2 separate regions of the Mus musculus genome follow, and region 1 is linked to region 2. The links are chromatin loops, found by intact Hi-C in ENCODE. Cell type or tissue: gastrocnemius. All regions are shown on one strand. Each heading gives the region's core, and the rest is flanking DNA. Links, peaks and the distances in the headings are about the cores only. Region 1 holds the start of Gm27162 (predicted gene 27162). Region 2 has its middle 21 kb from the start of Gm32171.

The links. Hi-C counts contacts between places; a loop is a spot of excess contacts. Peaks named below come from ENCODE experiments on the same cell type or tissue, not always from the same donor. Only the 100,000 strongest peaks of a DNase experiment are listed, where the experiment ranks them.
Region 1: a loop joins it to region 2, with 10 times the contacts of the local background. A loop is called at or near these places in 3 of 42 quality-filtered maps.

What each region holds. Positions count from the first base shown.
Region 1 is chr9:32,923,437-32,931,721 of GRCm38, reverse strand. It overlaps Gm27162 (predicted gene 27162), which reads left to right and starts at 2,756. Exons shown (of 4, transcript NR_131058.1): 1 at 2,756-2,845. In gastrocnemius, for the core only: no CTCF peak of the experiment used is centred there; no DNase peak of the experiment used is centred there; H3K27ac peaks cover 2,096 bases.
Region 2 is chr9:33,229,385-33,237,669 of GRCm38, reverse strand. No RefSeq gene overlaps it. Among named protein-coding and RNA genes, the nearest start is that of Gm32171, 21 kb to the left of the region's middle. In gastrocnemius, for the core only: no CTCF peak of the experiment used is centred there; a DNase peak (open chromatin) is centred at 3,662.

The DNA.
Region 1 (8,285 bases), core at 2,151-7,150, 310 kb after region 2:
GAAAAAGCTGGTGAGGCAATAATCGTGTAAGTGAAAGCAATGAGTCTCTGGTGTCCTCTCCCAATTTCCCAGAGTCTTTGCTAATGCCTTGGGGCCTCCAGGGCTTAGAATTACAGTAAATACTCTTAAAGTTATTCTCAGAGTGAAGCCGCCCCTAGTCCTTCACGGAGCAGTATAGCCAAACCAGGCTCAGAATGAGGAATTAGCTACAGCGGGAGATGTGTGCTGACTGAACAAGGTCCAGCAGAGTGCGTACCAACTGCAAGTCTTCACTGACTTCCAGTTCACAGCTCTACTGGAAGCCACTTTTGACAAAGAAGGAAACCAGAGCCCAGGTGGCTCAGGCTCTTGCAAGGTCACACAGTCACTCCACAGGGGAGCGGGGATGAGACCTAGACAGCCAGTTTCACCAAGCAAAGTGTTGCCGCTTTAGGAAGCCAGGAGTGAAAAGGGAGTGTTTGACAGTCTCCAGGGATGGAACATGACCATGGAGCTTACAGGAGTCGGTATGAGGATATTTGGAGACATAGAAAGGCAGAGAGAAAGGTCAGCCAAAGAGGCCAACTGAAAGCCAGAAGCCACTGTTTGGAAAAAAAATTGCATTTTAATATTTTTACCAAGACATATCAGTATCTTTTTCTTAAAATAATATATTCTTTTGAGGCTCTTACTTTTTTTCCCTCTTTATGAGCAATAATGTTTGCTTAACTCTTAGGATGTAAATGTGCCTTGGGGTGAGACTGCTCTGACCTGATTCTAAATATTATGCAAAAATAACTGCCATAGTGTTAACCAAGTTTCAAGATCTAATCAATTACTTCCCCTGAATCTTTCTTGTTTTTCAATAGTGACATTTATGAAATAACTAAGTAGATATGCATCATATCATTTTTTGAGCTTCAGCCATACTTCATAGTAAACTAAAACAAGAAAAAGGTTCATATATGTATGTGTACTGCTGACAGAGAATTCCACAAACTTTTCCAAGGACAATATTAAGAAAATTCTCACAAGGATATTCAAGAAAAGTTCAAACATAAGAAAAAAGGAAGTAAAGAGAGGGGGTGGGAGGGAGGGAGGCAGGGGAGGGGAAGGAGGAGGAGGAAGAAGAGATGGAGAAAGAAAAAAAGAAAAGAAGGAAGGAAGAAAGGATGGAAAAAAGAAGGCAGACAGACAGACTGAAGAGATGGCTCAGCAATTAAGAAGAGCACGTAAAGATTTTTCAGAGTCTCTTGGTTAGGTTCGCAGCCCCACATCTAGCAGCTCACAACAGTCTATAACTCCAGTTTAAAGGACTCCTATGGGTTCTTCTGGTCTCTGGCTGCTCCTGTACATTCTTGGTGAACAGCATGCAATTCTGTACATACACACATAAAACACAAAGACTTTTAAAAAGGAACAAAGGAAAAGAAAAATCAGACACACAGACACACACACACACGAATCCCAGAGTCAGTCTAAATCACACACACACACACTCACACACACACACACACACACACACACACACACACACACACATGAATCCCAGAGTCAGTCTAAATGTCCATTAATCCATGACAGGTAGAATACATGCACATATAACATTGCCACAAATAACATCAAATATTTGAACAACATGCACAAATATCAGACTATAGTTCCAGTGAAACACCAAGTTACAAAACAGCACCATACAATGTGATCTCATCCTTTGAAACAAGATGGATGGATACGTGCATGAGTGGTGTGTTCAATGACTAGTGAAGAAAAGCATAGACCGACAGGATGCATGGAGAACATGAGCCCCTGAAACACTGCTTGGCTGGATGACTAAGACGCTTACTGTATCTTCACTTGCATATACTATGTTTTCTTTTGAGAATAAAATAGGGAACCAATCTTCCAAGATTGATATTTTAGAGATTGGCATTGGGGTGTCTCCACAGTGTTGAAAGGAAACTGGACTTGATTTACCATCACAGCCAATTGATGCTGCGCGTTCCATCCTCACTGGACTTCCTCCAATGCTCATGTTGATCAGAACTTTTGAGAAGATAGCTCTTGCTAGCCAACTTGAGTCTTTGTTTTTCTGTTACTGGTCATAATTTCATACTATAAACCTATACCATTATTGACGTTTATTTCCCCCTCCCCTTTTGAAGGTGCTTCATGTCATGGATTAGCTCTCATCACCTTTGTGATATCAGTTCAATCAGTACCTTAGAAAGGCTCCTTGCCAGGGTGACTCTCTCCAACAACTCTGTCTTGACTATGAGCAGTGCAGAATGTGAGGTTTGGCCTACAGGAAACTACAAGCTGGAAAGCAGACAGCCTAGGTCATCAGGTCAAGCTTCTTCCTCACACTGTCACCAACTTCTCATAAAATGCCTATCTGCTATACTCTTAACAAAGTGTCACAGGTGAGAGAGAGAGAGAGAGAGAGAGAGAGAGAGAGAGAGAGAGAGAGAGAGAGAGAGAGAGAATAGGGAGAACTATAACCTAGGTCAATACAAGATAAATGGACAGAAATGCTCAGAAAACAGGGTGTGTCTGTGTTTACACATAATCATAATTTCATGACTGAAAATCAGCCAACAGAAGTCTGTTGCAGTCTATATGGAGCTGTGGATTTTGTGTCTTAGGAAGGAGTGAGTTCCAGATGCTCTGAATGATTGTTACAAGTCCAGGATCTCTCCTCTCTCCTCTCTCTCTCTCTCTCTCTCTCTCTCTCTCTCTCTCTCTCTCTCTCTCTCTCTTTCTCTCTCTCTCTCTCTCAGTTCATATGGGATGGGACCTCCTGAACCCTTTTAGACAGGGCCGGCGCCACCTGCTGTGACAACTCTTGAGACGACTAGAAAACCAGGTTAGTGTTTTCCACCAGTGTCTCTGTCTCTTACATGTGTGATGATGATCAGTATCTTGTTGCCCTAGAGACTGTCAGACCTGGCATCTCTGTTTATCTGCAGAATGTTCTCAGTGGTTTCTAAAAACAGGTGTGGCCTGGTTAAGCAGAGCGCAGCCACAAAAAAAAAAAAAAAAAGAAAAGAAAAAAATTTTTGAAGTTGATTTGACACTGGTGGCTTTTTACCAACTTTCCAAATGTCACTCAATCTCCTTCAGGGTCTATTTGTCAAGGAGGCTGGTAAATGACTTACCTGGTTGTTTTGTTCTATGTTTTAAGAGATGCAATACTAGATAGGCAAAAAGCTTTCTAAGCCCCAAACTGCACTTCGTGGCGACAAGTGACTTATATGTGTATATTGACGATGAGTTCTGGTTCCCTCACTAGTGGTGTGGCTTCTGAGGTAAAACAGGAAGAAAACCAATTCTCATTGGGTGGTAGGCTACAGAGCCAGCCGAGGGTACCAATACCATCAAGATATTGGCAGACAAAGCTTTTCTGGCATAAGGCTCATGGCCCATGAAAGCATCACAAGCCCCTTAACATTGGGGTAGATTAAGCAGCAAAAATAAGACACATACTATTACACTCCAAATATGCCCCCAAAATTCAGGGAAAACAAGTGCCCTCTGAAGAAAATCCCGAAAATCAATGGATATGAAAGCCATAAAGTAAGTGGTTACCTTACTAAGGTTGGGCTATTTTTAGAGAGGTCTAAGAACTGACTGCAATTGAACATATGAATGAACAAGAAACTACACTCGTCAGATTTCCAGAGTGCAGATCCAGTTCAGCTAGATGGACTGGTAGCTTCCAGGCAAAAAATTTGGTATCTTGGAGGCAAGTCATTTAGAGGAGAGCTAGGATTGTTTCATCCAGACCATTAAAATCCCAGAGCAGGGGCCCAGACCCTAGCACTGTCAAGTCTGCTGTGGAAGGGTTTCTATACCAGGGGGGGAGATAGAGACCTCTGAGTCCTTCCCAAATATAAGATGCTATCTGTCTAATTAATTGCCAGTCACACTCTGGCGCTGTCTTGGGATCTCATCTAGGTATCAGTGAAATTTGGATTCTTTTCTCCCTGTTAGATTATTGAGAGACTTTCCATCTTGAGATCAGCTGTCAGCAGGAACTGTGATGGAGGACAGATAACTCCTGCATCTCCAATCTGATGAATTAGTGACCCAGAGCCTTAGTTTAGGAGACAAGAGGTCTATAGGAATTGAACGTTAGTTAATACCACGTGAAATGGACCAGGTTTCCATTTATGATTGTTTCCTCAAAGAAAAAAATTAATTTTCCCTTTTTTTCTGAGTAGTTGAGATTTTTGTTTGTTTGTTTGTTTGTTTGATAAGTTTGGTGTGGGGTTTGATTTTATGTTTCTCCTGAAATTCCAAATAGATGTTGAAAAATCAACTTTTAAAAATATATATATATTTTTTTTTTATTTTAAGTGTATGTGTGAATACCTACATATACCTACGAACCTCACATACATGCTTAGTGCCCTCAGAAGATGAAAAGGAAGTCAGATCTCTGGAACTGGGAATACAAATGATTGTGACCCACCACATGAGTGCTGGGAATAGAACCCCGGTCTTCTGCAAAAAGAAATAAATGTTCTTAGACACTGAGCCATCCCTTAGGTCTCTTGAATAGTCAAAATACCTTTGGTCTGTCTTGTTGGTAAGAGTTAAAGTATACCATTTTGGTTTAAGAACTCAATAGTAAGTGCTTGCCTAGGAAGCCCTTGTGTTTGTTGCCTAGCAAAACAAAACAAACAAAATAATATTGTGGTCATTATAAGTGCGGAAATGTTCGTTCTCCACTCATTAGATGAGACTTTATTTGCCTCAGGACCAGAATTCCTTGCTCTCCCAGCAGTGCTGCAGAAAGACCAATGGTGGAGGTGGTGGTCTTTTAGATCGTATACCTGCAAATGAAGACAAAGCACACAGAAAGCAGAGGAAAAACTCCCAAGTCTAGGTTGGCATAAGATGACCAACTGCACAAGCAGCAAAGCTAACAACAAAGGCATGGGTCAGGGCGTTCTCACAGGAAGGGACATGCTATCAAGTGCCTAGCTTCAATTATATATGCTGATTAACTTTAAGGACTTGACATTCACTGTTAATTTTTCCCTAAAGGGAAAATGATCATAGAGTCTCCAACACCCAGCAACAAAAAGTGACTCCCCCAGAACAAGACACAAAAGCTCACAGAATGAGGAAGAGTGGAGCTTCTCACACCTTTTGTGACAAATAAAACTCGTGACCACAGTACACTTGATACTTCACGGTTGGGCTTGAGCATTTCTGCACACTGTTCAGTCTGTGTTATGTTTTCTGTAAGCAGAATCAAAGAAGGTAGAGGCAGCCGCAGAGCTGCACTCTGTTTTCAAAGGTGCAGTTACACTTCTAAACTGTGGCAACAAGACACACCCTGAAGAAAGAGAGCTTTGCTTCTTCACATGAAAACAGAAACCAAGATAGCTTATGATGTCTCCTACATACCAAGAACGTGGCCCGACCTTTAAAAGCCATGTTGAGGTAAACAGGCCTGGTACTTAACACAGCATGTTGTTCCACTAAAGGGCCCTCCCACCATCTTCTGCTCTCCCTACTTCTAGCTCCAAAGCTTCTGGATATCAAATTTTTCATCAAAAAACTTCCTGTGGCCCATTGTCTTAGGACCCAGTTCTTTAGAGAATGCAGGTCATCTGGGTTCATTCCTGTTAACCCCAACATTCAGGTCAAACATCAGCTTTGTGTGCAGGAAGAGAGTCACTGGAGACCCAGCCTTTGTGGAAAGCAGTGTTTTCGCGACAGAGGGTTCTCACACAGGGGCAGATTGACGTAGAAGAGTATGAGCTGCGGAGAAAACTGGGGAAGTGGCATAATGTGGGAAGCTGCCCAAGTTGCCCATGTGTGGATGCAATACAGTGGGAAACTAGCACCCTTTACAGTTTTGCAACTTCCTTACAGGGTGGCGCACACATGGGATGAGGGACGAACGTTCATGCTGACACTTTCAAGGCAGTTTCTGGATATAGATTAGAAAATGAAGGCTGCATAAGGAGACCTTGAGCAGGGGATCTGGACAAGCAATGATTTTCAACTCCATTTCCCACACAGTATCCTCTCCCCTTTCCTCCCCTCCCCTCTCCTCCCCTTCTCTATTCCTCCTTTTCTTTTTGTTATTGTTTCCCTATCACTCATTCTCATTCTCTCTCTACTCTTCTCTCCCCTCTCTCATTCATATGAGCTAAATTGTAAAAACGCACAGTTTTGGGCCTCCCTGCCAAATCACAACTATTGTGGAAAGCATGGCACCTAGCAGCTATCTACTTAGCACCATGCTCGACAATGTTGTTGTCAATTTCCCTAGCAATCCAAGATACATCTAGGACACGGTAAGGAAACCATGTAATTCCTGTATATGGCACAATGTTGGTCACACTGTAAATTGCACAGATTGTCACTTCTTCCCCAGCTGGCCAATACATTCATTGATAAGAAAGACGCATGTATTAAGTGCCTATTACTTTGCCCAGTACTCTGCGGTGTGCAGAAAATGTAGTGGTGACTAAAACAGATGCTCCGGTATGGTCAAGTGACAGCATCAAATAAGACAAATATCAAGAAATGAGTCATAGTCACGTCAGATATTTGGTATACACTGATAAACAGACTAGCAGAATGCACAGTAACATCATGCAGAAAGAAAAAAGGAGGTTACAATTTGGCTTCATACTGAAGCTCAATGGTGCTAGTTACCGAGGTTAATAGATAAGGAATGAGAAAAAGCCCATATTATGAGAATTTTCAATGTAACTGGACAGACAGAGTGCTATACAGAAAACAATGTGAAAGCAGCTAAGCTGATTATATGTACATCACTGCAGAAGCAAAGGGACAGAGAGGAGAACTGTAGGGCATAGTGAAGGAGCAATTAACCGATCTGTGAATGCCTTGGTTGGCATATGAGGAGGCTTGGAGACACAGGTAGAAGAAACAAAGGAAGGTTTTGGACTTTCAACCAAGAGATTTCATTGTCACAGAAAGACTGCTGATAGTCATCAAAACTGGTTTTCACTTTGCAAATTGCGTCAATACAGAGGTTGACAAATTTTGATCAAATGTTCTATCTAGATGCCAGGGGGTGGCTTCAAACTTTAAACTCCTGAAAGGATGTTTTATTCATCACTCTGGGTGTCAGGGGAGAGTCTGAACTAGTTGTTGGCACAGAGTTACAAACATGTGAGTGTGCATTGGATGGACGAATGGGGAAGTAAAGAAACTGGGGCTCGTGGCAATGAGGCTTATGAAAGAAGTTCAGACCTGGGCCAGTATAGACATGGGTGACACCTCTGACATTCAATACTAAATAGCCCGAAGTCACCAGCCTTTGCCTTACCGGCAAGCTAAAACAGGTAAAGCAATGTGAGCTGTAGATTAGAGCCACATCTTATGCCTATATCCCTGACCAAAGTCTAAAACCGCTCTTCTAGGCTTGGCTTATGAACCATAGGAAAGTATGAATGCTCTAGTGAGGAGTAGTTCCAAAACTGCTCTTGTATTCCCACCACCTTCCTTGTTAATTTTTCAAGTAGTCTGTTTACTCTGCTACTCTTGTGGAATAAACAGTCCCCATCTCCCCTCAGACACCTGCCCCAACAATACTAGAGGCCCAAAAGCCTACAGACACCTACAAAGTGGAGTGCCTTAGTCACAAGGAAGTCTCAAAGTGGTTCATTGCCTGCCTCTTTCTTCTTCCTTTCCTTTGCCTTAACAGACCTGTCTGTAGCTTATTGCTGTCAAGAGGCCCTAAGAAAACTGCACTCTTCTCTTCTTCCTTAGAAGTTAAAATATTGTTTTACTATTTTTGGGGGGCCCTCATCATTACCAACTGGGACTCCGTGTGTGTGTGTGTGTGTGTGTGTGTGTGTGTGTGTGTGTAGGTATGTGTGTGTGTGTGTGTGTTTGTATGTATGTATGTGTGTAGGTGTGTGTAGGTGTGTGTATGTGTGTGTAGGTATGTGTGTGTTTGTCTGTCTGTGTGTGTGTGTAGGGGGGTGTGTGTGTGTGTGTGTGTAGGTATGTGTGTGTGTGTTTGTATGTATGTATGTGTGTAGGTGTGTGTATGTGTGTGTAGGTATGTGTGTGTCTGTCTGTCTGTGTGTGTGTGTAGGGGTGTGTGTGTGTGTGTGTGTGTGTGTGTGTGTGTGTGTGTGAAATGGGTTATATAGCCCTGCTTCTGAAGAGCCTTTGACATAGAGATGGATCTGGAAATGGGCGAGAGGTGCAGTAAAGGAAGCAGAAGAGTCTAGAGTCAGCCTCAGTTGTACCCTGGATATTGGCCCCTGGGATCCTTCATCATTTTGACAACTAACTCTACTAAC
Region 2 (8,285 bases), core at 1,430-6,429:
AAGATATGATGAAATCCTTTTGGAATAAGTCTATGTGGTGGTTTGAATATGCTTGGCCCATGGGAAGTATAACTATTAGGAGGTATGGCCTTGTTGGAGATTGTGTGTCACTATGTAGGTGGGCTTTGAGGTCTCCTGGTGTTCAAGCTGTACACAGTATGGAAAGAGAGCCTCTCTTCCTTTCTGCCTTTGGATCAAAACATAGCACTCTTGTCTCTTCCAGCACCAAGTCTGCCTGCATACTGCAATGCTTCCTGCCATAATGATAGTGAACTGAACCTCTGAAACTGTAAGACAGCCCCAATACTTTTTTTTATGAGAGTTGCCTTTGTCATGGTGTCTCTTCACATCAATAAAATCCTAAGACAAAAGTTGGTACCAGAGACTGGGCTATTGCTGTGAAAGGCCTGACCATCTTTTTGTTTGGAGGAGTATGGATTTTGGAACTTTGGATTTGGAAGGCAGTAGAATGCGTTAAGTGGGGGATTAATGAGCCATCCTAGTAAAAATAAGGAAGCCAGTTATGCTAAGAGTGATTTGAACTGTGTGGGCCTAGTTCAAGAGGTTTCAGAGGAGAAGAATTTTAGTATGTTGCTAAAGATCATTCTTGTGATATTTTGATGAAGACTGTGACAGCTTTTTGCCATATTTCAAAGACTCTGCCTGAGGCTAAAATAAAGAGCTATAGATTAATTGCATTCATCCACACACACACACACACACACACACACACACACACCACCACCACCACCACCACCACCACCACCACCAACAACAACAACAACAACAACAACAAAAAACTCTAGTTTGAACTCTGTCCTCTGATTCATTCTTTGGAGGAGTGTTTAAATCAAACACAGCATGCTTAGAAATAAAAGCACAAAATATATGGTTCAAAGATTAAAGGGGCACCAGGAAGTGGAACTGAACTAAATCCTAAGGATATTAAATGGGATTAAGGGAGCAGTGACCTCTGGGCAAGGTCCTACTCAAGTAAGCTTATTGTTTATGCATTTACAGCAGAACAATGGACAGTTATGTAAGGTGTGATCATGACACCGCTTTTGTTTTCATTTGGACATAAGGAGATGTGATAGTATGTTAAATTGACAAGGGATGAATTGTGATGGCTATTCTTGGGTGTCAATTTGAAAATATCTGGAATGAACAAAATCTAGAACTTATAAAGATCTTGTGAAAATAAATTAAGGAAATGTTTAGGCATAGTGTACATGCCTTGAATCTCAGGAGACAGAGACAAGCAGATCTTTGAGTTCAAGACCAACCTGATACAGAGCAAATTTCAGATTTGGTCTACAAGTTCTAATACATACCTTTAATCCCAGCACTAGGTAGGCAGAGGCTTACAGATCTCTGAGTTCAAAATCAGTCTACAGAGCAAGTTCAAGAACAGTCAAGCTTAGACAGTAAAGGAAACATTAAAGCCAGAAAACTGGTGAAGATGGAATAAAACAAGGTCATATTCAGTCCCAGCAAGCAGCAGAATTTGGCACCTTCAGCCATGTGGCTTTGGCTGTAGAATGAAGAGTAGAAGAGGTTACTGAGACAGTTAATGCTGATTATCTAGACCTAAAAAATTAATAGTGATGAAGTAAAGATCAGCATCACTGTGGTAAAATCTTTTGGGAAGTGTTTTCTAGGAGCACAAAGAAGCTATGTTCCAGAGATAGATATCTTGCTGGCAGATGGGCTTGATAATATGTAATATGTAAGAATCACTCAGGTGATACTGTTTTTGAGAGTATGAAGGGGTCATGGAGAACAGCTGAGGCTTGGCACTGTACGAGAACAGAAAAGTCCGTTGGTGAAGGTGTAGCCTCAGATGTAATTGATTGCTTAGGACTAAAGTGATCATGCAAAGAAGTCGAGGCTTGGCACTATGAAGAGAAACTTTGAGATGCTTATAGTGCAGCCTAGTTGCTGAGGAAGACCCCAGCATAATAGAGACCCATCAAGAACAGCAGCAGCGTTGAGAGGAGTCAGTCAGAGCCTAAAGTGCTATAGAGGGCAGAGCTAGAGAAGTTATCCAAGCCCTTTGGAGGAGCCCAGAAGATCGCAGACATTGGAATATGAAGCTGTGAAGTTGAAGTCATCTTGAAGACCCCAAGATATTAGAGATGCTAGACCCATGAGATAACTGCCGAGGAAAGATGCTAGCAAACAGGGAGTAAAACTAGCCTAAGAGAAAGAGTCGAGTAACAGTCAACAAAGGTGAAGGGATTTGGGGATAAAAAAAGCTCTTTGACATCAGACATAGAGGTGCAGAGTTTGGAGTTTGCCCAGCTGGTTTTCTTATGTATTGCTTTGGTCTAGTATTTCCTCACTATGACATTTTGTGATGTATATGTACATTCTGTGATGTTGGAAGTATGTGATCTGCTTTTTGATTTTGAATTTGTAGGGGATTAAAAATATTGCATGAATCTCAAAAAAGATTTTGAACTTTGGACTTTTAAACAATGTTGAGACTATGATAGACTATGGGGACTTTTCCAGTTGGACTAAATATATTTTACATTATGCTATGGCTATGTTTTGTCCACATAGTCTCATGTGTTTGAATAAGCCTATGGGCCAGGGAGTAGAATGTGGTGGTTTGAACATGCTTGTCCCATGAGAAGTAGCACTATTAGGAGATGTGGCCTTTGGAGTAGGTGTGGCCTTATTGAAGAAAGTATGTCACTGTGTAGGTGGGCTTTGAGATCTCATAGTGTTCAAGCTCTACCCAGTGTGGAAAGAAAGCCCCTCTTCATGGCTGCCTTTGGATCAAGATGTAGTTCGGACTCATGGCTCCTCCAGCACCAAGTCTGCCTGTATACTGCCATGCTTCCTGCTATGCTGATAATGAACTGAAATTCTGAAACTGTAAATCAGCCCCAATTAAGTGTTGTCCTTTATAAGATTTGCCATGGCTATGGTGTCTTTTCACAGCAATAAAACGCAAACTAAGATAGTTCTTATAATTAAATATTATTAACTCTTGAGAATTTATTTTTTGAGTAGAAAAAATGTCTGGATAAAAGTTACGTTGTGGGACATATCTTTTTATGAATAGAAACAAATCAGCTCATAGTCTCTATAATGGAGGTTTGTATGTTTAAAAGTGTTTCACTAGCATTTGTTCTCTCTGCTGATAGTCTTGCCAACCTTAAACTCCTCAGTCACATTAAAGTCGGCACAATTATTGTGACATACTGTGACTATGGATAGGAATAAGTGGTAGAGAGAAATGAAGAAACTAGGGAGTGCTACCAGACATGATTGGGAATTAGTGCTCCTTTCCTGAGACGGTAAACATATAGAGTTGTGATTATGTAAATGTGAAATGTCCCTCACGATCTCAGGCATTTGAATACTCGGTGCGCAACTGGTCATCCTGTTCGAAGAGATTATTTGATCTTTGGGACCTAGTGCCTAGCTAGCAGACATAGGTCACTAGGAGAGAGCCTTGGGGGTGTCTTGCCAGCTTCTGATTCAAGGTATCTGCTCCCAGACTTGTTGCATGCCTGACTTAAGATGTAGTAAAAGACAAAGCCTTAGACTGGGGTGTGAGTCCGCATTCCTATGGGATAAATGAGCTCCTCTGGGGGAATCAACTGGGGGAGTGGGAGCAGCATAAGGCCGCACAGTGGGAGGCCCTGATGGAGTGGGCTGTCAGCAAGGCTCCACACAGCAGGGAAATGAGCTTCTCAGCCCTGCAGCCAATCACACAACGAAAACCCTTCTCAATTTTCAAGCGCATTATACATGTACTAATTTGGTAAAGATCCATTATTTGCTGTTATCCAAGCATAATAACCCATTGTTTTGAAGTAGCTTCGCCCCAATTTGTTATGATAATTAGCGCTAGAAATGGCTTCACACCCACGGATGTGAGGCTGGGTTTCAGCATCTCCCTGACTTCATGCTGATGGAATATGTGGACTCTTTATTCCCGTGCTCCTGTGCGTTATTTAACCTCTCCTTCTCAGTCTCCCCATCTGCAAATTGCTGCAGCCATTCCATCACAGCGTTCTAAAGGATAAAATAATTTGTGTGAAAATCCTATGTAAGTTCTGTGAAAATTACTGTTAGCAGGGACTGAGCCTGGGGCAATATTTTCATGCAATATAAATTCCTACAGAAGCAAAGGCTCTTCCTTCATTTGATGCATGAGTATCTCTTACAAAGAAAATAAATAAAAGTCTGGTTAAAGTAGTTTGTATTAGAAATCCTATGCTGCAAACATTAAGGAAGTCTTTTAAGCCTAACAAAAAAATTTAGAACCTACTCAAAGGTTAAGTAATGGTTTTCCTGTGAAATTTTTTGGAAGATCATCAGGATAGCTACCGTAGAAGACTATTGACGGTTGTTACTATCTATCTTTCATGCCATATACCTGTCTCACCTTGGTATAGCTTTATTATGTCATAATGTCTTAACTAAAGATAATAATACTACATAACATTGACTGGCGACTTTCTGTGTTCCAGGCACCACTCTAACAGGGGTCTAACTCCTTCTGACATTTTCTGAATCCTAAGAAGATAATGACATTCCAAGGGTGCCATGCTTGAAATCATGATTATCTTTTATTTGAAAATCAAAGGCACAGAACTTTGTGATGAGTGGGTTGTACAATAAATCAACCAGTGGTGGTCCCTTGGGTCTTGGGAACCATTTTGCTGAGATTAAAACAACTGATTGTAAATCGCTGCTCATTAGTATTAGTGCTTGATACAATGCACATTAGATTCTGTGCAAGATAAAAGAACACTGACTGATGCATAATGTGTCAGACAAAAGGTTAAGCAGATGAAAATTAGCATGAGGTGGACACAGTGGCTACTATGTCACATTAAATATTACATTTAATAATACATTAAGTACTGACAGTCCCCATGGAAAGAAAGGTCACCCTCCAGTGGCGTAGCAGAGAGGGTACCTTCAGAGTGGGACATGATGACACACACTGGTAATTACAGCGCCAGAGAAGCAGAAGCAGAATTACTGCACAACGGAGAACAGTTTAATCTATTTAGTGAGATCCAGTCCAGCCAAAGCCAAGGAGTGAGACTTTGTCTTCAGATACACACACACACACACACACACACACACACACACACACACACAGAGAGAGAGAGAGAGAGAGAGAGAGACAGAGACAGAGACAGAGACAGAGAGAGACAGGAGAGACAAGAGGCACAGAGAGATCCTCTGATTTATACAGGTTTAGTTTGTTTAACAAGCAGATTCCTGCATACATTTCTTAAACTAAGTCTCAGTTGTCTTATCTGAAACTTTGACTAAGAGTGCTTAGTCAAGGGAGGCAGAGGCAGGCAGATCTCTGAGTTCCAGGCCAGCCTGGTCTACAGAGTGAGTTCTAGGACATCCAGGGCTACACAGAGAAACCCTGCCCAAAAAAACAAAAAATCAAAAAAAAAAAAAACAAAAAACAAAAACAAAAAAACAAAAACAAAAACAAATATACAAAAAGGAGTGTTTAGTCAAATACCCAAGTATTAATCAAGATTACAATTTAAAAGTTTCCACTTTGTCTAATCCAAATAACTACATTTGTTTTTTTACTTTTTATTGATTCTTTGTGAATTTCTCATCATCCACCCCAATCCTACTCATCTCTCCATCCCTCCTCCTTTACCCCCCCTTGTAATCTCCCTTCCAAAAGAAAGCAAACAAACAAAAATCTTGATATTAAAGCTGTGCTATGTGACAGTGTGTCCCACAGCATATCTTTTTCCTCCAAACAGTTTTACTTGCAATATTCATTGCAATGAGTCATTGGTCTGATTCAAAGCCTCTGGCTTTGACTTACATAATCAATAATGGATCATCACCAGGACTCATCTCCAGTATCTTGTAATTGCACTGTGCCCTGGAAGCCCTGCAGCTTTGATTCTGCCCAATCAGCTCCAGCAGTTCATAGATGGGGTAGGTGTTGGGGTGGGCCAACTCAAAGCCCTGGATCTGGGCCTGGATGGTAGGTGAGTTAGTTAGCCCACCAATGCTCTCACACCCATGTTGCCAGGGCCACCTCTACTATGCTGCCCAGGCAAGGGGTTGGGTCAGCTCTCCTGCCTGCCATAGGCACCAAGAGGCAGGGCAAATGGTCATCTCTCCAATGCCCTGGTTCATGGGAGCCCATGCTAAAGGCCAGCTCTGCTGTGCTGCCTGTTTAGACAGTTGGGTCGGGTGGAGGGAGGTGGAGACTCCAACTCTACCAAGTACCACAGCTGGTGAGGGGTGGAGCCAGCTCTGAAGAGCCCTCGGGTGGCAGCCTAGATCGGGGAGGTCGCCATGATCTTTGGTAGTAACATGAGCAATAGACATTAACATAGACCCCCACCACTACTGTAGGGCCATGGCTCCAGTAATGGCCCTTGGTGGCAGCACAGGGCATCACTATGGCCCCAGGTGGCAATGCAGTCTAAGCACACATCAGGCTGTTCCTCACCACTCTCACATCTCCAGTTTCACCTCTCCTCATAGCACACAAACCCTTCCACTTCTCTTTCTCTCCCATCTCTCCACCACAAGCTTGTTCATCGTAGTGGTACCTACCCATCAGCATTACCCTGTAGGGCCAGCTCTCCTACAGCTTTATTATTATTATTATTATTATTATTATTATTATTTTGGTATTTATTTATTTATTTCCATTTTTATTAGGTATTTAGCTCATTTACATTTCCAATGCTATACCAAAAGTCCCCCATACCCACCCACCCCGCTTTATTATTTTTAATGGTAGCATTTATCAACTCTTCTTGTTGCTGGCTTTTGTGAATTTTCTTCATTTTACTGAAATTTTTCAGTCTTCCTCCAAACTTGTGGAATTCCCTAACCAAGATGAGCTCTCTATCTTCCTATCATTTAAAACCAGGACTCATTACAGAAAACAATAACCAGTCAAAATGTAGAGAACAACTGGTCTTAGGGTACTCAACCACTTTGAGATATCTACAATACAACTCCTGACCGTAAGTCTCGGGGTACATCTTGCAAGTGAGGACAGAAAGGTTGTACGAACCAGTGGACCAAAACGTCTGCTGTGAGAGTGGGCCTTGTCATTAGGACATGAAAGTAGCACCCAGGAAATCTCAACAACATGGCTGCTGGAAGAAGATTTGAATCAGTTGACATCCTAGGTAGATTAGAGAAACCTCATGAGCCCCACTCCCACCTCAAGAGCTACAAACAATGAGCAAATGCTGAGAGCGGAGTAGTTAGCCTTCGCTGGGGATGTGCATCCTGATTGGTTAACAAATAGCAAGTGTTCAGCCTCAGAAGCATACACATGCAGGCAACAGCGAATGGAAACAGGAGATGACATTTATAGGCGTATTTGTCTGTATAAATATGTTACAAAATAGTTAAAGAAGAGGAAGCTATGAGTTTTGGAGGAAGATGAAACACAGGGAGGTTTGGAGGGAGGAGAAGAAAAAGAAGGAAACGGTGTGTTATATTTTAATGAAATAAAAAAATGTTTGAAATAAGACAGGGTTTCACTATGTAACCATGGATAGCCTGAAACTCACAGAGATCTGCCTCCCTCTGCCTCCCCCAGGTATGGGATTGAAGGCATGTGCTACACTGTATGTGCCAGTGTATTTGGCAGGTTTATAAAATGCAGGGAAAGCTCAGGCCTATGATCAGCATACTCACCTAGTTCTTAAATCACCAGTCTATCTGGAGAGATTCCAGTGAGGCCTTCTCATAGGTGATGTTATAGTATACAGTATGTTCTGTTTCTCCCGAAGCTCAGGCCAGAGGTGAGACTGCAGTATCAGCTTCATCAATGCAACTTGAAAAGTCACTGGTAAATAAGAAAACAAGATTCCAGGATGCAGTGTCATTTTATACAGGAAAGTCATCTCCATATATAAGGACTCCTCACACCAAACACAAATGAGCTACCTAGCTTATACATTATTCAAAACCCGAGCAAGTCTCTAACAGGAGCAAAAGGGAGATTGGAGAGCAGCTGAAAGATCTGAACTACTCTTGGGATGTAGGAATTTGAAAGCCAGCTTTCTTGTCTCACTCCAGGTAGAGTAGACAGCACTTCACCTACACCTGCATCTCCTGACCTCAGCCATTCGCTAACACTTCAAGCAGAAATTATATAGCACAGAAGTCAAAAGAGTGTGCTCTTAGTGACATAAAACAACACAAACAAACTAAATGCGAGCAAAATCAATTGACATATGTCAAACACTTTCTCCAAGACAGCACTGTGTATCGACTGGAAATAATAGTTCAGC